Regions from separate parts of the Mus musculus genome. Here region 1 is linked to region 2. Evidence: chromatin loops called from intact Hi-C (ENCODE). Cell type or tissue: left cerebral cortex. All regions are shown on one strand. Each heading gives the region's core, and the rest is flanking DNA. Links, peaks and the distances in the headings are about the cores only.

Region 1 (11,810 bases), core at 1,245-9,244, 1.6 Mb after region 2:
CTGACAAGGAGCATGTGAATTTAAGAGGAGAAAAGGAGGCTGTTAGATGTGAAATTAAAGAGAACAGAATGGGGGTAGATTTGACCCAATTACATATTTGAAATTCTCAAACAATAAAAGAATCACAAATACCATTATCTTTCAGATATAAAATAGAAAACATTATCATCACTTACTGTTTACATATTAATTTATATAATTAAAAACAACTGAGACTAAACATGATTATGTACAGAGAAAATGTATAAAATGAACTATATGTGATGTGATCTATAATCATAAGCAAGTTCTAGTCATTATATGTCTTCAAATTAACCAATTTCCCAATATCTTTCTCCTCACTGTACACATATTCATGTGTCTGGGTATTGTGATACACACACATACACACACATACACACACACACACACAAGGGTGTGTATATGTATATGGTTCAAGTTTAGAAAAAAAGTATTAGGATAGTAAAGGCACCTCCCTTTGAACAATGAAGCCCTCTATTTCAAAATCAACATTTCCCAAAAGGCACTGTTGCTGCCTCCCAGGGTACACCAGGAGCAATACACTTATTATGCTTATTATTTCCTCTCATGCTGGCTACTAGATAGATACCTTGATGCTAACCATAGTTACATTATATTAAAATGAAACTGTATGAAGACACAAAATCCTTTTATGCAGTCCAATTTAGAATCCATTTTACACTTTTACTCTGTAGTGCCATGTCTAGAATCTGGGATGTGATAGGAATTGTAAATTTCTGCATATATTTCTGCTATGCTGGAATTTGGTTATTAATTTTGTAATGATGATAATTCTCTCTTTATAGATAGATTGATATTACATTCTATTATCGGAACCAAAATGCAATTTGTTTTCTAGCCAGGATTCTTAGGCTTGCATTTAGCCTTACTCATTTTATAATGAAAGTAAATTCATATTGACAGTGAATCCAAAGCTCAAAAGAAGGAAATGATATCTGACTTACAAGTAATACAGCTAGGCTGTGCTTAATATTAGCCAGTAAATGCACCTAAAAACACAGCAAATTACATTCCAGTTACAAATCATAGTGGTCTTCATAATTTTTCAAGGGACTTTATAATTATTTCAAGTTTCAGAATTTTATTACAATGCAAAAATTATCAATATCTACTAGTTTCTTGCTAACTAACTTAATGAAATAAAGACTTAGCTCTATGATTACTGACACTAAAATCACTAAAATGAAATAGGTCAGAGGGGATATCAGATTTTCTACTGCCAATACTACTGTAAGAACTAAAATGTTACATGAGGCTTGAGTTTAGAATTATAGATTAAGCTACAGAGCAGATGCCTACAAGGTAAATACTTTAAAACTGTTGTTCATGGATATTGAGTAACTTACCTGACTTTAATGGAAGATACACACACACACACACACACACACACACACACACACACACGTGTGTGTGTATATATTTGAGAAACTTTAATTCCATCTAAGCATATGTATATACATGCTTGGATGGAATTAAAGTTTCCCAAATGTTGTTTGGAACAGATGCACTCACTGCCAACTGCCAATAGCAATCTGCTCAGGATGAACAGGGCACATTTAGAAACACTGGCCACTACAATGTATCTAAGTCACTGGAAATAGAAACACAGAAGCTCCACATCAGCCCATTCATGCCCATTGACTATTCATCCTTCTTTGCTTCCCAGAAGCAACAGCAAGGGAGTTGATGCCAGATGAAAAAGGCATCTAAATGGCTACCACCTATTTAAAAATGAATTAAGATCTACTAACTGTAAAATAGCTAGCATCTGTGTTGTTTTTTAAGAAAATAATCTTATATATAAACTATAAAATCTTGAGATTACGAGGGTGAGTTCAGTGGGAAAGGCAAGCTGAGACCTAGGACGTAACTGTCTTTGCTGCTCTACTTTTATTTCCTTAAGAAACATCTTTTACAAATTCCATTTTTTTTCTTTTAGGATATATATTGTTTTATGTTTAAACAGAATTTGAAGTTCATAATGCTGAAGTAACCCCTAAGTCATAAAAGGATGTGACTAGGTGATGTATCATCTCACCACTATATAAGCAAGTTAGATTGGGGACTTTAAAATGAGGCGAATGTTCATATAACATCAGAAAATTGATTGTCCTTCCTATCTAACATTCTGCCTTCTGGATAAAACCAACCAGATTGGAGAATCAGTAACTGACAAGCCTGTCTGCGTCCAGTGACTGCCTCTCCCTGTACTGCAGGAAAACATTTCCACCTATTGTCCTTTCCCAGAATATCTGGAGAGCAAATGAAATCAACCATAATGACTACCAGAGCCAAATAATAATCAGTTTTTAATTGAAGCATCAAGCCAATTAATTTGTGACAACGTCCTATCAGTTCTTATTCCACTCGTGAAGTTTCATAGGACGCAGGCCATTTTCAGCTCCAGAGCATTCCTGGAAGTATTTAGTATTTGGACTTTTCTAAAATCCCCTTTACTAGGGAGAAAATATTTTAGAGATGGTGTCTCAAGATTTAATTTGAGATCGCAAAATAGAATCACTTGTTTGATTGAATCAAATTTTATTTAAATTGAGGCATTTTAAACCTCAAACATATTTCTTATAATTAAAAAAAAATCTTTTGCTTTTTGTTGTTTTTCAGAAACCTAATGGAACTCAAAATTTTAATTTACTTTGTTTATTAATACAAATACATGCTTTGTGGCTGCCTGTGTGGATAACTACATAGACTAGTAAAGATATTGTTATGCTCATAAAATTTCCAAGGTAATATATTTTAAGAACTAACTTTTTTTTTCTTTTTCTGGGGACCATTTATTCTTGCTTCCCCTGAAACACTTTACATAAATGTTGCCCAGATGATAGTGTGTAACAAACACTCAGTAATAAAAAGCATCGATATATTTTCTAGCTTCCATTGACATTAAATTACAAGTGTTATATAAAAATTAAGTTCCATATTTAGATTAATCAATAGGCAAATAATGGATGCTTTCCACATGAATGATCACTAAACCACTTCATCAATAGGAAATTGCCTCACTTAAGAACTTTAAGGTGAAAATACCTGGCATTATCCCAATACATATATGCTGGCTTTCAGCAAGAAGAGCTTCAGTATTGTCTGCCTTGCATTCAGCTGTATTGAAAATAAAATACACTAATAAAGATGTTGAGAGCACCCTGAGAAAGAGCTCTATTTTAAATGTTAACCGTTGCTTCTTAGTTCTGATTTTTTTTTCACTTTTATCTTGTGGCCCAGTATCTTTATCTGGGTCTTGGCTTGTATTCGTTATTCCTAGAATACAATGATCCATCTTTCCCCCTATCCTTTGAGTACTATTTCATAAGAGGGTTAATATCTCAAGAGCTGTAAAGACCACCCTTAGTACACTCTAAAATTTCATTAGAGTCGAAAATGACCACACGTGATAAGCACAAACTTCACAAGGCACCCTGGAAAATGTATTTTCAGCTCTCTGACAGGGATAGGATATTCTCACCAAGTATGCACAACATCTTAAATATATATTTACGTTTTTTTGTGGCTTATACACTACAGTTAAATATACCCATTGTCCACCACGGCTAAGTGAGTACTTATCAGAGAGATCTGTGGTTTTGAAAATACTAGAAAATGTCAAAGGCACTGTGAAATGTGAAGAATCTTGCTTCCACAAATAATCTGAACTCAAGGCCCTTTCCCAACAACCTGCCCCCACCTTCTCCACTGCCTTAACTTCACCATTCTTCCACCCCTCCATGTTCTGGGCATGAATCCCTACTCATCCTTTACCCTACTCTCTAAGTCTTACAACAGCTTTCCTCTGTTCTCAGAGAAGGTCCCTTGGGCTAGGAGCTCAGTCAAAGGCTGAATGGGCGACTTCCCAAGCAGGTGACAAGGAAAGGGGAGGGAGAGCAGAGGGTGTGGTACTCCCTTTTCTTCACCACACCCCAACCCTGGGATTTTGCACTCTGGTCCATCTCAGCTCAGAGGGGACCTAGCAGGTCGCCTTGCTGAGCTCCAAGCAATTAGTGATGGCCAGCCACTGGGCACTCTCTGGCAACAAAATTATATTAAGTAGGAAACATTTTTTTAAAATAGACACAAAACTTGCCTTTAAAGGAAGCAAGTGTCCAGAGTAGCAGGCAAAACCAAGGATTAGTTCATATGATCCCCAGAAAGCCACAGAGAAAACGGAAAGGCTCCTTAGAAAGGGACCTCACAGATTACCTCCCACCCTTCCCTTGTTGCCCTTTGAGACCTGAGAAGACCTTGGGTTGGGTTGGAAGGGGAGAGAGAGGCTTTACCTCCTGGGGATGCCCTCAGGGCGCTGACTATGGTTGCATCCCCGAAGTGGCTCTGGCTCCCCGCACCGCTTTCCAGAGCACAGCCTGGGTTCCGACTCGCCTCCCGAAGACGGGGCGCCCAGCTGGGTGGTGCGCCGGGACTCGGGCTCACGTCTCCCGCCCAGGCTGGGTTGGACCCCCTATGCCGCGCCGCCTCAGCCACCAGGCTCGCTCGTCGAGCAACCACTCCACCGCCCGGCGCCCCCACACCCACCGGCTCCGCCGCGCCCGCTGGGAGCCTCTAGCGGAGGCCAAGCGAACCGCAGTTTACCCGCGGAGCTTGTGCTCCGACGCCGGCTGCTGCAAGGGCAGACCCGGCCGCCCTGTGCACTTCCCGAGCTCTGCATCCCGCCAGCCTGCTCCATCCTCACCTGCCACTCAATTCTTGACAAGACCCGGGCCCACTGCTCCCTATCGCAAGGATGGGATAGGTGTGAGGAGCTAGAGAAACACCTTACCAGAACAGAAAATCAAAACAAAACAAGAGCCAAGCCCAGATGTAAATCAGCCTGGACAGAAGATCCAGTTCCAGATGCAGTTCCCAGTAGGTATCCAGAAGTGTGCAGAAAGGACACTCCCTTTTGCCGACCGGTTCTCAACCATCTGCACCGGCTGGTCTGGCTGGTCTTCCACTTACCAGCCGGGAGCCATTCACACGGGTTGTGCAGCTGCGTGACAACAGCCCAGGGGGTTCCATGTAACTTACCTTACCCCCGCCGCATCCCAGCATCTATTTTAAGTTATTCTCTCAGGAGATTCAAGCGGCTGGGTTGCGGTCTCTTACCTTGACATGTTGTTCATGCCCCTTCGTGTCCTTAAAATCCAAAGCCAAGGAGGATGAAGCTCACAGGAGTCTCCGGGCTTCTTTAGGCGTCCTCCTGCCTCAGCTCTGTCAGCTTTTCCTTTCAAAGGGGTCAGGAAGGGAATGTCGGTTCTAAAGCCCTGACAGTCTAGGTGTCTCCAAACCCTCACGCCTGTGGCGACTGATACAGGGACAACCTTGGATGGCCGTGGAAACCTTCCCTGTCCCTGCTCAGGCAACTTGGCTGCGGATCCAGTTTTCTTCCGTGACCCCACAGATGCGTCGGATAGCCAAGCTGGGTACGCCGTCAGGAGCCGGGGCTCCTCTCTGATTCTCGCCACCGCACCCCTCCCCCTGCTCCCGCCAAGTGGGAAGAAAACCTGCGCTCAGGCAGGTTCGGTGCAGAGCAGGTGCTGGCAGCAGAGCCACGCCGAGGATCGCGCTCCACCACCAAGGCGTCTTGGCTACAGCCCTTGCGCCCAAGCGTCTGCGCCAAGGAAACTTTGAGCGGAGGCCGGAAAGCCAAGGGATGGGTGGTGGAAGGCCCTGTGAGGTGGCTGAGGAGCTGGGAAGGAGAGACACCGGGCGGGCGGCGGGCTGCTGGGTCCCGGCGGCCACACTCAGCGCGCGGACTGCGCGCACACACGCCCGGCTTACACGCACCGCTCACACGCACACTCCCGCGCGCGCGCACCAACACGCACGCCCAGCCTCGCGATCGCGGCCCCAGGCCACAGGCGAGAGCCAGAAGAAAGCCTTCACCGGGGGTTCCCAGAATGGGTAGGCTGGCGACATCGTCCCTCCTCTACAGTTAAAGGAGTACTTTAGTCCGATTTGTCACCTCCCATCTCCCCGCCCTGTCTCGAGTCTCCACTTCTGGCTGTTTCCTGTGGTCAGCTCTTCTCCAGGTACCCTGAACGTGGAGAGAGCAGGACTTCAGACACTTTCCCATCACCACCCTTCCGGGGCACCAGAGCCCTTCTTCGGTGGAGTGTCTGCTACACCTTCCTAAGGAGAAAGGGGCTCCTTGACATCCTTTAAACCGAAGAGCCTGGGCATCATTTCTTGAACAGAATCTTGCGACATCCCCTTGTGCTCATTCCCGGTGTAACTTTGTCTCAAAGAGCTCCTGAAGTTCACTTACATGCTCTTGCAAAGAACTGCTCAGGGACTTGTGTTAGGCAGCTTTTGGATCAGGACTCATTTCAGGTTTTCTGCTTTTATTAAAAACTGGATGGTAGCAAGCGAAAGACTCAGCGGGAGAAAGGTGTGGGGATGGGGCAGCATGGAGATTCAGCCCATTTAGTTTCCCTTTCCAAAATTTTGGCAAGAGGTTGTGGAATATGTCTCCTGGTAGCTCCTACTGCACTTACTCAGTACTTAAGGCAGGGATGCCTGGTTACTGCACAAATGGGCCCGCTAAACCACAATGTGAAGAAATCAGAGATCCGCCAGAAGTCCCTGCAAAGAATCCACCCTCTGGAAGTTTGTCTTGCTTGGACTGGAGAGCAGGAAATCATTCCGGAAAAAAACGGAAACTTTTGCTACGATGGTTTCTTGATTGTTTTATTTTGTTCCTTTATTTGGAACCCTGATTTTTCTTTATATGCCGCGCTCGAGTTCACCAAAGCTTTGCTGCAATTATTCTGTTTCCCAAGTACTGGAAAGGCTGGGAGGCTGCAGGTTTCTCTTTCAATGTCTTTCCGAAATCTCTGTGGATAGAGACAGAAAACGAAAAGTGATACTGCATAGAGATGGCGCTAGGACCCTTTGCAGGAGGGACGTGCGCCACTCCCCCGCTGTTTCTACAAGAGCTTATTCTCTCAAGATCCAGGGTATTTTGAGTGGTCCTTTCCCAGTTGAGTTAGAAGCTGGCTGGCTGAGAATAAGAAAATACAGTATGTGAGCACTTGGAGGAGAAACTGTAGGTTGCAATAGTGGAAGGGAGGAGGATTTTGAGCAAAAGAAGAAACTTGTGTTGTTAGGAGCTGCGACCACGCTATTCATTGCCTGAGTAGCCAAGCATGTTAAGGTAAGGATGAAGTAACAACCATGCAGTATGCAGGGTCCGGTCGAGTGTCATTCTGAAAGCATGAGTGCAGTCTGAGTTTCTTGAGTGAGTCAGCGTGTTGAATCCTGTGTGAGACAACCAGGCAGAATCACTTCCTTACATTCTTCCTGAGTTTGGGGATGATGCGGAAACTGCCCCTTGGAAGGAATGAACCACAAGCTATTTGCTCTGCTGCTAAAGGAACAGCACCAACAGAGTCTGCATGTTTGAGTTCAGTGTTGACTTTCCTTGTGCAGTGAAGGGAAGAGCTAGAAGCTAACCCACCCAAGGAGGGAGTCTAGGTGAAGAAAGAGAGAAATCTGGAGCAATGCTAAGCAGTTGAAAATAAGAATACAACTGATTTCGGTTTGATATGCTAGGGTGTGTTTTGGGCACCTGCATTTCCAACAGTGTTTTAAGTGGGGAATGTTAAGCTGGTTTTGAACTTGGTGTTATCTATGAATTGTGTTCTGGTCATAGGTTTGGGACTTTTCTGAACTGTAATTGTTTTCTTTCTTTAATAAGTGACTGTTGTGGTTACTGAATTGGGGCTACGGGTTATAATGAACAGTTTTACGTAAGGCAATCCTTTCATTGTATAGCTCTTTCAATTAACAAAACTGGACGTGCATTGCAAAGATCAAATGATTCCTTTGTTGAGCATACAGCTCTTCAGAAAGGTTCTGGACTGAGGAGATCTTCCTGGCTACTGTTGACATGAAAGCTGTTACTAATGCCTCTTTTAAAAAGTAAAGTAGGTCATTTTCATGCATGCTAAGTGGATTGTTCCAAGGGTGCCACATAGTGCCCGCCCAAGACTCCAAGGAGAGGAGTATTTTTACTTGAGTTTGGGATTACAGGATGTGTGAGGAGCATCGATAATCACAGAGTAGAGTATTCTTGACAGGCAGTTAAGCACCTGCAGCCACTTGAAAAACTTGCATCTTTACTGCCTACCTGCAATAAACAGTCATTCATTCACCCCTCCCGTGAAAATAAAAGTTCTGCAATATGCTGGGTTGTTGAAAAACTAAGCACACCTGTTATTCTTTATGCAAAATGAAAGGAAATAAAAGCCACACCTTTTCTCTTCCCCATCAACTTTCACATTTCACTTTAATGGGAGAACAAACAAAGCCAATTTCTGGTTTAGAAGAGTTATACCATTTCTTCTATACTATTTTAAATATCTAAATATCTTTCTGCAGAATTGAGGAAAAGGGTTGAAACTTGAAAGCACCATCAGATCCTATAGACTCCAATGCCAGATTATAGCAACAGCATCCTTCCGGTGTGTGTGTGTTTCTTCACATTCTTTGAAAAGGGGAAATAGTGTTCTGCATAGATGGTGTGTCTGTTTCAATGTAGCCTGACTTGGAATTTTCATTCTTCAAGATTACTCTAGTGTTTAACTCCCCAGGAGCAAAACAGCTATCCAATTAAGATATGGCTTTGTTACATATTAAAAATGTTCCTTTATTAATATTTCCTACACCATGGTGTACAAGGAGAGCAAGGATGGTGGACTGTGTGTTATGATTTGGTTTCCTTGACACCTAGTAAAGAATTCCATGGAGAACAAACCTGGAGATAATGGAGTGACAAGTAACTGTTTTGCCATGTGATTTGTGTACATCAATTTAGTGATGCTCTGTGTTCTCAGATGACAGGAAAACTGATGCTTATGCAAATTTGTCAGAGGTAATGAAACTATTTTGTCATAAATAAGTACGCATGGAACCTATGCCCACTCTATTATGAAGTCTTTACTTTTAACTGTCTTGCTCATTTCTATCATTCAGGAACAAACATTTGTGGTTATTCAGAGTTAAAGGGGACCATTTTATTATATTTAAATTTAGACTATGGTGCTACAGGCAAAAGATGAATGCAGAATTAAATGGTATGATAATTTACAATAAGTTTCATTTTATGCAATTTTCTTGGTTCCTACTTGTCTTATAGGAATACTGAAAGAGGGGTGGGTGGGTATGGGGGACTTTTGGTATAGCATTGGAAATGTAAATGAGCTAAATACCTAATTAAAAATGGAAAAAAAAGAAAAAAAAGAAATACTGAAAGAGTTAACTTTTTCCTATTCCAGTTTAAAACATGACCATCATTTCTTGCCATTATTCCCCTCAGAATATGAAATGCTAAGGTGTCAACTGAAGAGATTAGGGCTCAGGTTACAATGTCTTTATCGTTATTCGTAACTTTTCATTGTTTATTTTCATCTTGTTATCCATGTGTAAAAATGTAGAATGGAATTCTATTTTGCATTTTCAGTATGTAAATAAATTATAAAAATGTGGCTATTATGATGATTCAGTGGTTAACTAAAGCCTCACAGAATTTGAGGCCCTCTTCTGGTATCCATGCATACCTGAAATCACTTGCTGATACACATGTACGTGCACACACACACAGAGAGACACACTTAAAATCAACAAATAATAAACCTTTTTTGATAGAAAATTCTAGAAATGTACTATTTGGTGTATATAGTTGAAAGCATTGTATTGTACCCTGACATTTTTATTGATGAAAAATCATTCTGTGCCCTGAAATTTTTACTGGAGATCAATCTCATGTAAAGTACTACTACCAAAGTATTTAAATGATAAAGTTTCAAAGATTAAAAGCACATATGGCATTGAATTTAAACTGACATGTCAACATTCCACAAAAAAATATAGTTGTCATTTTCAGTAGCACATATTGTGAACTATTCTTTAAACATGTATTGCCATAGGAACATTGCATTTCATTATATTTACACTACGGTGCTACAGGGAAAAGATGAAGATGTTGAGATATTTATTAATGACTCTGTAAAATATTTAGGTGAAAATAGACAGATGCAGAAAGGTGTTTTCTTCAAATCAAAATAAAACCTGTTGTGGCTGTAAAATAAGAGGACAAACAGTATGGAGGTGAGATGTTTCCTTAATTTGGGTATCTGTGGATGTTTTACCATATATATAAGTATGAGATAAATGCAAGATGTCCTACAGATATCTGTCTGTCTGTCTGACTATGTGTTACTATATATGTAAAACATCTTGTATTTATCTCACCTTCTTTCTTTAAGAAGATCTTGCATTTATTCCATTGTTTATAACCAAGGAAGTAGAATAATGACTGGAAGCTTTTCATTGTGGCTTATAATATATTTTCCTATTTATTCTTTTACTATACAATGTAATTTTGGGAGAAGTGAGGGAAATACTCAGGCTTGGGATACTATAACAAAATTTTATCCTTTAGGTTCCCATCAGAAAATTATTTCTCACAATTCTAAAAGCTAGACATCTAAGACCAGTGTTCTAGTTTTATGGCTGGTAAAGCTGTCTCTTTGACTTAAAAACAGTACTTCTGAAAGTGTGTCCCTGAACGCTCTTCCTTCAGTGTGTTTAAACAGAGTTCTTTATTCCTCCTAAGAGAGCCAATTGCATCATGGGATCTAACCCTCTTTACTTCCCAAAGGCTTCATTTCCAAGTACGGTGATATTAGAGACTAGGTTTTCAATGTGCTTGTTTATGGAGGGCACACTTCACCATCTCAGAGAAAGGAACATTCGGTCCTTAGCATCAGGCAAGACTCACCCTTGTTAGACCTTCTCTGAGCAGAGACTGATCATGTTCACTGAGAGGAAGAGCTCTGTCACTGCAGTACCTTTATCAGGATAGCTCTGGTTTAGGATTATGATAGTGAATGGCTTCTTGGGGAATGGCAGCATATTATTAATGTCTACCTCTGGGTTATCAAATGAAGATGTGTTCACTCTGTGGCGTATGCATTGCATACATTACTTAGAGATGTATTGTAGGCCACAACAACGAAAAAGAGTTTGTTCTTAGGCTCTTGTCTATATCCTTGAACTTATTCAGTTTAGATTTGATGCTGCCTATGGTGTCCTGATGAATTTAAGTCTCATTTGAACATTTCAGTCTTGCAGAAAATCTCAGCATTTGTTGATTTCATTCATATAATAGCTACCCATTACTGAACACTTTCACATCTTGAAAATTGAAAAAAAAAAGAAAAACAAACAGGGTTTGATTCTTTTAATTTACAGCAAACATATTATCTTCATTTGATAAGTGAGAAAACAGTTACAGAAATACCAAGTAATTTTCTCAAGGAAATAAAGCTGCTTACATAGTACTGAAGGTTTGAACCTTCACTGTCTCAATGCAGAGCCCAGGGTTTTAGACATCATAAAGATCTCTATTAGATACAAGACTGGAAGAACGAAAACTTGTATTCATTGCTCATAACAAGTTCCTCAAATCAAAATCAGCACATGGCTCCTGAAAAACATGGAGATAAGTAGATGTAAATGTCAGTAATAGTTACAGTCTTCCCTTTGTGCTTCACACAGTGCTAATTGTAGAGCACACATTGTTCTTTTGCATTTCACAACAGCCTCCTAAACTAGTCAGTATTACTACCATTCCAATTATCAAGACTGATAAAATCATTCCTAAATATCCTATTGCTTTTCAGCACAGACAATTTGAACACAACACCTAATGATTTATCCTTATTGCTATACTCACTTAAATTTAAACTATTATC
Region 2 (11,810 bases), core at 1,740-9,739:
TCTGACATGGGAACATACTCGTAGGAGGGGAAACAATTTTGTAAAATGCTACCTTATTTGGAAAAAAGAAAACCACCAAACTGAGCCTTGTAAATTTGGAAAGGAATAGATGCAGAGCTTCCTCAGCAGGCCCAGGCATCGATCCACTGGGCCAGGGCAGTTGGACAACAGCACACATGTTGCCTACACAGGCCTGAAGAGCTCTGATGCCAAAGGAGTTTTCGTTTAGCAGTTTCCTTTATCTTTTCCTCTCTCTCTCTCTCTCTCTCTCTCTCTCTCTCTCTCTCTCTCTCTCTCTCTCGTTGATGTATTGGTTATTCTCTACAACTTAATTGGTAGAATCCACTCCACAATAAAATCACTCTGAGGTGCTTAAGAATTACATTCCTTTTCTAGACCAAAGGTTACATCTATTCATAGCTACACACATAGGAAAAAGATCCAATGCCTTCCTGTTTCCATAAACTTTGCAGAGTAGCTAATGTTTAAGTTTACGACCCAAGGAAAACTGTATTTCCCCTGAAATATCTGGCTTGGAGTCTTTGGAAAACGAAGATTTCTCCACTTGATTCTGAAACTTGAACATACAAATAAATGAGGTTGAGATCAGAGGTCAGGAGTTCAGGATTACCCTTGTCACTTAGGAAGTTTGAAACCACCCTTTGCGGTACATGAGACAGTATCTCAGAAACACTGACTACACAGAGGAGAAAAGAAAGAGAAATTAAGGAAGGAAGAATGAATGGGGAGTGTAGCAGGAAGTGACATTTCTGACACATAAGACTGCCATATCCGGGGATCCATCCCATAATCAGCTTCCAAACAGTGACACCATTGCATACACTAGCAAGATTTTGCTGAAAGGACCCAGATGTAGCTGTCTCTTGTGAGACTATGCCTGGGCCTAGCAAACACAGAAGTGGATGCTCACAGTCAGCTATTGGATGGATCACAGGGCCCCCAATGGAGGAGCTAGAGAAAGTAGCCAAGGAGCTAAAGGGATCTGCAACCCTATAGGTGGAACAACATTATGAACTAACCAGTACCCCGGAGCTCTTGACTCTAGCTGCATATGTATCAAAAGATGGCCTAGTCGGCCATCACTGGAAAGAGAGGCCCATTGGACTTGCAAACTTTATATGCCCCAGTACAGGGGAATGCCAGGACCAAAAAGTGGGAGTAGGTGGGTAGGGGAGTGGGGGGGGAGGGTATGGGGGACTTTTGGGATAGCATTGGAAATGTAAATGAGGAAAATACCTAATAAAAATATTTAAAAAAAAATTCACATTTAATATACGTCTTCCAGTCATCCTCAGTGAACCCACACTTGGAGAACTGACCGTAGACTAGAATAGATAAGATTGATAGTATAGATTTAGAGGAATAATCCCATTTTTTGGGTCAGGAAAAAAAAAGTCCAAGAAGGGTTTATGCACTTGTAAATCTCTTTTTCTTTCTTTCTTTTAAATGATTTCCTTTATTTTTGAGACTATATTAGAGTATAATGCGATATTCTAGACCTTTTCTTTTAATGCAATCTGTTGACTGTGAGCAGGGTTACCCATAATTACTGGATCCGTCGTGAGCTCAGATGCAGTTGCTAGGCTGTCATCTTCAAACTTGTGCTCATTTCCCACCTAAACTCTAGTCACAAACGCTGAGGTTGTTCTCGAGAATTCACGGGGCTTCGTGCCATGCCTAAGTGCAGGGCTTGGCTCCAGCACTGTGCAGCCTTCATCTGCATCTTTGTGCCTGTGTCTTATCCTCATATTTTGTTGATTGGATTGATTCTGGGATTTCTGGAACAGGCCAGTCACTCGGAGAACAACAGACTTCCTCCTGGCATGCTGCACAGTTTCTTTCTTTACATTAGGGTCAGCAGCAGAGGTGTGAAGTGGGGTGTTAAGCGTTTGCTAGCCAGCCAATTTTTTCCTATTTTGGTTGAAGACTCAAAGTGTGTTTAGGGAAGTAATTTAATGTAATAAAGTTCTAAAAAATGTATTAAAATTAAAGGACAAATTTTCCCTTGTCGTTTTGTGGCTTTAATCACCTCCTGTGCACCCTCCCTTGAAGAACATCAGAAATCTAAGACTGTTTTCCCGACAGTAAGGTAAAGGAAAGAATCTACAACAAAAGCAATAAACAGAAGACCCTCTTTGTATCTCTCCCACCCTGACCTTCTGTCTCAGTTCCCTTTGCTTGTCTTCAGTGCCAAGGCTGGGCAACACAAGGTCAGAACTTCGTCCTTATTTATCTGTCATTCTAGAAGTGACTGCATGTAGTATCCAATTGTCTCTCCTGATATCTTTAGCCTAAGCCTCTTGTTCCTCCAACTGCATCATCCAACTTCAAGTCCTTAGCGTCTCACATGTAACACATTGCATGAGGCCTTTGGCTATTCTGCTAATCAAAGGCTTGTCTGCCATGGACATTCCATCCAACTCCAATGAACCTAGACCCAGGTCTTCAGATTTCCACCAGATAAGCAAGAAGAGCAAGTAGATGGGACTGTCTGTGGAATCTCCTGGGAAGGCTTGCAAAGAATCAGCACTGAACGCTGTGGGTGAGCTCCAAGCCTGCATGCACTGAATTTCAAAAGCCAGAACTCAGGTGCTAGTTTAGCTCTCTGCCTGAATAGATCACCCAAGTCTCCCAGTCTCTGAACTCTGGAAATAGGAAACACAGTGGCTCTCCACTGGTTTGAATCCGGCTTCTTCTTTATTGCAGGGAATCGTCTCTTCTTTCACTCATTCCTTAAGATTCCTTGTGTGGGTGATGTGCTTGGATTCCATGCTCTTGCTAACCTGAGTAGCTTTCTGCCACCACACTGAGTCCCTGTCTCCTTTTCCTGGTTCCCTTTTGTCTGCTCATGTCTTTTTTGTTGCCTTCATAAGCTCCACATATACTCCCCACCCCCTTGTTTTGTAATTTTTCATTCCCCCATAAGCTCTAGTGTCAGATTGGGTAGGGTGAGATGGAAGGGCTTACTTCTTATGTTAAACTTACAAAGTGCTCTGTCTAAGCTCCACCCTTTCTCTGATGTAACTGTAGAGTTTACTGTTAAAATTAACATATTTTTCTTAACTGGCTATATGCAAATGTCATATATACAGCCGTATTTGCATATATGCATAGAATACAAAAGAATGTGCATAAAAATATGTATGCCCAGAGTACATATCTATATATGTTAGGAATATTCCAAATGGTTAAAAAAAATTGTATACCTAGCAAGGTTTGGTAGCCGACATCTGCAGTCCTGACAGTAGCAGGAAGCTGAGGTGGGAAGTTGGCATGAGTCTGAAGCTGTTCTGGGTTACAGAGTGAGACCCAGTCTAAAGGAAGTTTCCATTTATCTGTCTCATAGATGTGTATACAAAGGAAATATACCAAATTCTGGAAAATACCCATTTGCTGATTTTTTGTTTGTCCTAATCTTCTACTGTAATGTTTTATTTCAAGACCAAGTTTTTCTGGTTATACTGGAACTCTGTTTGTAGACCAGACTGGCCTCAAACCTAGAGATCCACCTGCCCCTGCCTCCGAAGTACAGAGATTGAAGGCATGAGCCACCGTGCCTGACTCTGTACTGCAATTTTAACATTTATTCCTGCCTTGTATGAAAATCAATGATGTAGCCGAAAGCTCACCATATATCAAGACGGTTAGCCTCTCTATAAGGCTGTGGGCCAACATCACCCTTGACTAACACCTTTCGACCTCAGGACATCATTTCTCCTCCCTGAGCTGTTGAGGACAAAGTATTAATCTTTGGATCTTTACAGGTGGAAGTTGTCGGTGACCCCAAAAGCATTGTTGGCAGTTCTTGTTGGCAGATGGGTTTATCTATACTAACTTCAAGGACAGCGTCACCCAGCCATGTTTGTGAGGCCACAGTCACAGTTACATGGGAGGCAGAAGCACGAATACTATGTGAGGCCATGAATTGGAAGCTTGACAGGTAACACAGTGAAACCAGAGGCTGTGGGGCAGAGAATAGGGAGAAAAAAATGAAGAAAATATTGGCGTATAATCTTCAAGAGAGATATGATACTTCAAGCTCTTGAGGACAGAGAGCATCATTTCCATGCTGACACCTGCTGAGTGAGAGGAAGGCAGGACTGGATGAACTTAACCGTAGCTTCTGGAAATGCACTGCCATTTTTCTTCTGGGAAGGGTGTATTATAACTGTCTTCTCTGTAGCCGGTGTCTAGTGTGTTCTTTGCCTGTCATTGATGAAGGTGATGCTATTTATCACCTTGGAGCAGGCCCATGGAGTTATTTCTGAAGGAGCAGCTGATGCTTTGATACTCTTCGCATGTCACTAGGGGACTCATCCCCAAGAGAGCCAACCGAGCACAGTGCTGAAATATCACACGCGTTTGACAGATATAGATCTGAATTCCTAAGTTATCATTTATTGGCTTGTCTCCTTAGGCAAAAGCTTGATCACTGTTTTCTTTGTAAGTGGGGATCACAACCGACTAGCTTATTAATTCAGTAGGATAGCAGATATCCCTAAAGGTGCTTTGCATATGTAAATATTAGCTTTCCCTCCCCGGGAGACTGAGCACCTGTAAACTTTCTCTTGGGGGGGAGGGTGAATTTATGACTTTGGTTTCCTTGGCAACAGCATCAACCAAGTTCATTCAATCATTAAGCCGTTCATCCTGCCACACGCATATCTTCTTTGTGAGGTATTTCCATCATCATGTTGTTATGTGAGCTGTGATGAGGTACGATGATGCAATATCATTTTAAAAGTTTTAAATTTTATTTTGTTTTTAGTTGTGTGTGTGTATGCATGTGCGAACAGGCACTGGAGAGCCTGGGAGAGAACGTCAGGACTTAAATGGAGTGACAGGGGGTACTAGGAACTGAATTCAGACCCTCTGAAAGGGTGGTGTGTCCTCTGTTCTGCTCAGCCATCCATGTAGCTCAGCAGTGTGATATTTTATTATGCATCTTTCCTATAACTTCAGGGAAAGCAGGATTTCTTTTTTCTGTCATAGGTGAAAACCACATAGTGAACCACTGTTTGCTTTTATGAGACACAGAAGCAGACCATATACCATAGTGTCGACTGTGCAAGCAGGCTCCCGATAAGCCAACAGGGACACATGTAAGGGTGAGCTGCAGCAATCACAGGGTCCCGGAGAAGATGTCATTCAGGGATTTACAGGAAACATTTTGTGTTTTCAGGTTTTTTTTTTTTTTTTCTTTTCTATTTTTCCTTCCATATAAAAAAAATGGACCCTGGATAAATAAAACTATTAAACAGGAAAATAAAAGCAAAAAATATTAATGTGGCATAATTTTGACCCTCAGTAGGCATCGGCATTCCACACTGAGCAACACCCTTTAGGTGGTATTGGTTACACACAACCTAGACCAATCCTCAGCCAACGCTGAAGCAAAAATCATGTTGGTAAGTAAGCCAGTAGGTGGCGCTGCTGCTCCACGTGCTACTGCTGAAGACCTTGCGTGCATAAAGAAGTTGCATTTCTAATGGAGAAGTATTTTAATGATGTGGGTGCAAGGGTCTGCTAAAAAGTGTGGCCCCCTTTTGTGTCAGTCAGTCGTAAGCTTCTCTTGGAAAGGGCTTAGTTCATTTGACCTTGGACACCGAGGGCTGAGCTCTACCAAAGAGAATGAAAATCAGAGGGAGATTTGGGGAGACCAGAGCTTTCAATTCTCCCATAGAGAAACAGAGAAATAAGGTTAGTGGTCTGGAGACAGCAAGCAAGAAACAGCACAACTAAAGATATTAGCCCTGGAGAGCCCCGAGGTTAATGCGGATGATAAGAGCCACAGACCCCACTACATACTAATTTGGTTTGTTAACTTATTACATCCTTGAGAGGATATTTTTCCCCCTTTGGTCTAGATGAAGAATTCTCCCGAGCAGCAGAGGTTTTTGTACCAGGAGATTAAGTAGCATAGGAAATTACAGCCCTGCATTTGTGCTGTCTGAGTTAAGGTGGTGTCAGCATTCCTATTTTAGGCCATTATTTTCAAGGATGTGAGCTTGCCTGGGACATACGGATTCAGCCTGAGAGTCACACATGCACACCGAGTGCTCTAAGTGGGCTCGTGCATCACTGTGCCAAACACCCCTGGAGAAGGGACGGGTCATTGGAGTTGGCTTTTATTACTATTACAAAAAGAAAACACACACACACACACACACACACACATATTTAAAAGAAAATCTACCATGGGAACATGCAATGAGGTTATTATTATTAATGCTGCAAGATTTGTAGTGCTCATGCAGGATATCCAAGTTGACAAAATACACTCTTACCAGCTTTTAGCGATTACTTGGGCCAATGGTCTGTGAGCCAAGACCTGAAAGTCATAGGTCTCCGTGGAGCTACAATAGCCCTAAAGGGCATCTGCATAATAAGTACATATTTTCAAAATTGGTTAGCAGACAGAAATCAACACCAACCTGAAGGGCCAGCAACCAAAAATATCTGGCATGTAGAGTATCTCTACCCTCCAAATGTGCTCTCTGCAATCATAAGGGAGGCAGGAAAGAGCCTGAGCGTATGTGGACATTTTTGTATGGTCTAGACTCTCTATGGTCTTTCTGCCATGCATGCAATAGTAATTATTAGAGAGATGAAAGACTGAGTTTTTCACGAGGTGAAGCTTTGTTGACGAGTGCTTAGTACGTGTGTTCAGCCTCAATCGGAGTGAAGCCCATAGCATCTCTACCTCAACTCACTCATCTCTTTCCCCAGGAAGTGATTTCATTCCTTCTCAGTTCCTATTTGTGTTTAACAATGCTTTTCCAGCTCCTCATCTCTACAAAGAGGGGAGCACCTGCCTTTTGGGGTTTGAAAATTACTCAGCTGGGAGCTTAACACACAGAAAGCACCAGGATGCTGGGACGGTCATCTCTTTGACGTTTGTTTCAGAATGGAAAATGAAGCCTTAGCGACAGGACACTGAGCGACTACACCTGCATCGGTCAGGGGAATTGTGCCACAGAAGCGTTACTTTGTTCGGTTTTCTCAGATTCATGAGGTGTGAGAGTGGAGTGCATACATTGATTTTCTAGCCAATAAGCAGACAAAGACCAAGAAAGAAAACAGGCATGGAAAATTGTGTGTCGATACTTAGAGAAACAAGGTGATTGCAGTAATTGAGCGGAACCAAAAGAAGTCACACGTGTAATTATAAGCTCCTCTTAGTGTATCAGTGCTGATCTCCACTTCCGGGTCTTGAAATGGACTGACTGGGAGTCAGTAGACACGAGCCTTCATCTCAGGCAGACAGGGTGTACGTTAGGTAGATTGTGGTACATGCATATGGAGTCTCTTCCAAGGAACAAAAATCAAACTAAAAGTTTTAAGAACAAACACATTTGCAACAATGGTCCAGCCTTCCTCAAGGCCCAGTGGCTTCTTACAGGTGTCATGATACCAAGAGATCCCTTGTGCTTTGTGTCACAAAGATGGACAGAGGAAGCTATCAGTCTGAAAGAAGATAACTTTAGCTTGGGAAAATGAAAGGGAGTGGGCAGAAGAATGGAAAAGTGAGGGCAAGGGTAAAAAGCCAGAGAAAGAATTATAATGCACACACACACACACACACACACACACACACACACACACACACTAGTGCATGCTCCCCCACTCCCCGCTCCATACTCCTCAAGGTTTAGAGTAAGGAATCCCAGGGCCACTGCCTTTGTATGCTTGATGATATCATGAATCTTCCTGCCTCAAAGTTGTTTTCCTTGTGCTGCAAGACTCAAGAGCAGCACCACTGACCAAGGTTGGTTGTGACAGTAAAATTAGACAAAACTGCATATACAAAGCCCTTTGGACACAGACTTGCAGATAATACACGCTTAGAGAATCTAGCTTATTCTCAACCCCTCATTAAGCACTAAGAATGTATGCAGACTAATGCCTCCCAGTTAATTAGCAAGCCAGGCTTACTTCAGACTTTTGTACTTAGAAAGCTTTTATTTTTTATTTTTTTAATAGAAGAAAAACTTTAATTTTATAAAATAGCCTCTAAGAGACCCTAGGATGTTGCTGAGAATTGAGCTCCCAGTTTCATTACAAATAACAACAATAGAAACTGCTGGCCAAGGCAGGGTAATCAATTACAGGTGACTGTCAGGAGTGGTATTTACTGGGAAGCAATCTGGGAAGCATGGCAATATTGAAACACAGTGTGAATTGCATTGTTTCTTAATGCCTCTGCCCTCTGGATACATACAGATGTATACAGATGTGTGGAATACAGGCGTCTTTAAACGACACCATTCTACCTCTCAAGGGATTCCAACTCATCTCTATGAGCTCATCCACATACTATGCAGATTGTTGCTAGGACAATGTGTGTCTTAGGAGTGGGTGAACGCAGGGCTTGGGAGAAGGAGGCAGCTCCTGTTTAATGCACAGGAAACACACTGATGCTAAGCAGAGCTGTGCAAATTAACACCATCTGGGTTAATAAGGCCGATGTTGACAGAGTTTAAAATTGCTTCCTCAATTAAAAAGCCCAAGGAAATCTATATGTTTGGGTCTCAATGAGGACACACCAAATAGTGACAAAGACTCTTTGTTCTGCTAAAAATAAAGAAACCAGGGCTTGACTTCACACATTTTAAAAGAATGGGGATGGTATTGAAATAACCTGAACCAATAGATCTCCACTGGGCATTCGCAGTGGGCTGTTTGTAGAATAGCCAGGCAGCATGATTGCTTCATCTGCAGGCTTAGTCAAGCCTTGGCACTCTCCTTTGCAAGGGGGAAAGGCATATATTCCTTTCCCCCGGGCTCTATGTCTCATAGTCAGTCAATCACTTTCTGCTCCATGATCACTCCTATCATTCCATTTTACAGAGTTGAATGTTGAGGCACAGGAAAATCAAGGTGCACGCTGTCACGGCTACTGAGTGGAAGCTTACAGCAGGATGTGCTTCTGGGCTCACCCCTAGGTAGGGCATGCATGGGCTCACTGGTTTTCCATTGACTAGGAGTTTCTGAAGGGGTTCCATCACGACGGTTGTGTGAGCTGGTGTTTAGCACCCACCACAGGCATTTCACCTCACAAACCTGACTGGGACGAATCTAGTCTTCTCTCTCCTTATTTCTCATACTCTAGTGGAACATCCACTTGATTTTACATAGTTAATTTTTGGAACAAAACAAATATCAATAGTTACCTCTTGAAGAAGCTGTATCTCCCATGATCTTAAAATAGTAACCTGGGATGTTCCTACTCTGCACATGAGGTTGAAGGTCTAGGCCTCCTTGAAGTCATCTTCCCAAGGTGATGCTCACCTGCGAGCATTTTCTGTAGCATCTTCACCATTGGTGACATGTCCTTAGAGGAGGCCTTAGACTCCTGGCCGCTTTGGGAAACCAGCTGTTCACTTCTTTCTCTGCAAAGTGGAAGGACCTCTTTGCTTTCCTCTATGTGACCCTTGGCCCACCTCTGCTTTGTTTAAGTTCTGTCTACTTCTGGGCCAGCAGTTCAGGGGCTGGGGTCGACTCAGGGCTTCGCAGGCTGTGCAGATTCCCAGGAGCTCTGTGAAATTTGACGGGTGTATTCCCACGTGTGTCTGAAAGCAAGACCTAAGACTTAATTCAGATTCTCAGGGAGGCCACCTGCCTCCTGGAGAAGTTCGGCTACACGGCAGTATGAACTTCCGTGGGGTGAGAAGGTCTCCCCTGACGTGCTCTCAGTTCTTTCTGTTGTTGGGAGCCGCGCCCACATTCGCCGTTACAAGATGGCGCTGACAGCTGTGTTCTAAGTGGTAAACAAATAATCTGCGCATGTGCCGAGGGTGGTTCTTCACTCCATGTGCTCTGCCTTCCCCGTGACGTCAACTCGGCCGATGGGCTGCAGCCAATCAGGGAGTGACACGTCCTAGGCGAGGGATAACTCTCCTAAAATAGGGACGGGGTTTCGTTTTCGCTCTCTCTTGCTTCTTACACTCTTGCTCCTGAAGATGTAAGCAATAAAGTTTTGCCGCAGAAGATTCTGGTTTGTTGCGTCTTTCCTGGCCGGTCGTGAGAACGCGTCTAATAACAATTGGTGCCGAATTCCGGGACGAGAAAAAACTCGGGACTGGCGCAGGGAAGATCCCTCATTCCAGAACCAGAACTGCGGGTCGCGGTAATAAAGGTTCCCGTAAAGCAGACTGTTAAGAAGGATTCAACTGTATGAATTCAGAACTTTTCAGCTGGGGAACGAGAGTACCAGTGAGTACAGCTTTACGAGGTAAGTCTGATCTTGAACTTTCTAAGGAAATTCAAGACAGTCTATCAGAAGTAAAGTGGAATATGTTTGGCCTTGAATTTTTTCTAGTGTTAGAAGCCCTTTTGTTCCTTTTCACATGTTATCAAGTGGTTAAGATAGGGCGGATTCTAGATGAAATTCAGGACAATCTATCAGAAGTAAAGCGGGGAGAGAGAGTAGGAGCAAAGAGAAAATATGGTACACAAAATAAGTATACAGGCCTTTCCAAGGGTCTTGAACCCGAGGAAAAGTTTAGGTCAGGTAAGAATACCTGGGGAGAGATTAGAAGGAAGGAAAAGAAAAAAGAAAAGAAAAAAGATCGATTAGCGGAGGTCTCTAGGAGATACTCGTCACTAGATGAGCTCAGGAAGCCAGCTCTTAGTAGCTCTGAAGCAGATGAAGAATTCTCCTCTGAAGAAACAGACTGGGAGGAAGAAGCAGCTCATTATGAGAAAAAAGGGTACCAGCCAGGTAAAGTGCTAGCTAATCAGTTAAGGAAGCCAAAAGCGGCTGGCGAAGGCCAGTTTGCTGATTGGCCTCAGGGCAGTCGGCTTCAAGGTCCGCCCTATGCGGAGCCCCCGCCCTGCGTAGTGCGTCAGCAATGCGCAGAGAGGCAATGCGCAGAGAGATGCGCAGAGAGGCAGTGCGCAGAGAGGCAGTGCGCAGACTCATTCATTCCCAGAGAGGAACAAAGGAAAATACAACAGGCATTTCCAGTCTTTGAAGGAGCCGAGGGTGGGCGTGTCCACGCTCCGGTAGAATACTTACAAATTAAAGAAATTGCCGAGTCGGTCCGTAAATACGGAACCAATGCTAATTTTACCTTGGTGCAGTTAGACAGGCTCGCCGGCATGGCACTAACTCCTGCTGACTGGCAAACGGTTGTAAAAGCCGCTCTCCCTAGTATGGGCAAATATATGGAATGGAGAGCTCTTTGGCATGAAACTGCACAAGCGCAGGCCCGAGCAAACGCAGCTGCTTTGACTCCAGAGCAGAGAGATTGGACTTTTGACTTGTTAACGGGTCAGGGAGCTTATTCTGCTGATCAGACAAACTACCATTGGGGAGCTTATGCCCAGATTTCTTCCACGGCTATTAGGGCCTGGAAGGCGCTCTCTCGAGCAGGTGAAACCACTGGGCAGTTAACAAAGATAATCCAGGGACCTCAGGAATCCTTCTCAGATTTTGTGGCCAGAATGACAGAGGCAGCAGAGCGTATTTTTGGAGAGTCAGAGCAAGCTGCGCCTCTGATAGAACAGCTAATCTATGAGCAAGCCACAAAGGAGTGCCGAGCGGCCATAGCCCCAAGAAAGAACAAAGGCTTAAAAGACTGGCTCAGGGTCTGTCGAGAGCTTGGGGGACCTCTCAGCAATGCAGGTTTAGCGGCTGCCATCCTTCAATCCCAAAACCGCTCCATGGGCAGAAATAATCAGAGGACATGTTTTAACTGCGGAAAGCCTGGGCATTTTAAGAAAGATTGCAGAGCTCCAGATAAACAGGGAGGGACTCTCACTCTTTGCTCTAAGTGTGGCAAGGG

Evidence for each region. Peaks named below come from ENCODE experiments on the same cell type or tissue, not always from the same donor. Only the 100,000 strongest peaks of a DNase experiment are listed, where the experiment ranks them.
Region 1: a loop joins it to region 2, with 3.0 times the contacts of the local background. A loop is called at or near these places in 4 of 42 quality-filtered maps.

The regions. Positions count from the first base shown.
Region 1 is chr4:36,945,924-36,957,733 of GRCm38, forward strand. It overlaps Lingo2 (leucine rich repeat and Ig domain containing 2), which reads right to left and starts at 5,821. Exons shown (of 8, transcript NM_001165999.1): 1 at 5,158-5,821. Gm12371 (predicted gene 12371) reads left to right here and starts at 7,043. Exons shown (of 2, transcript NR_151511.1): 1 at 7,043-7,207. In left cerebral cortex, for the core only: CTCF peaks have their summits at 2,269, 4,616 and 6,939; DNase peaks (open chromatin) are centred at 1,614, 2,245, 3,919, 4,636 and 5 more places; H3K4me3 peaks cover 7,262 bases; H3K27ac peaks cover 4,120 bases.
Region 2 is chr4:35,367,636-35,379,445 of GRCm38, forward strand. No RefSeq gene overlaps it. Among named protein-coding and RNA genes, the nearest start is that of Gm33672, 44 kb to the left of the region's middle. In left cerebral cortex, for the core only: a CTCF peak has its summit at 5,449 (motif pointing right); DNase peaks (open chromatin) are centred at 5,453, 6,992 and 8,380; H3K4me3 peaks cover 188 bases.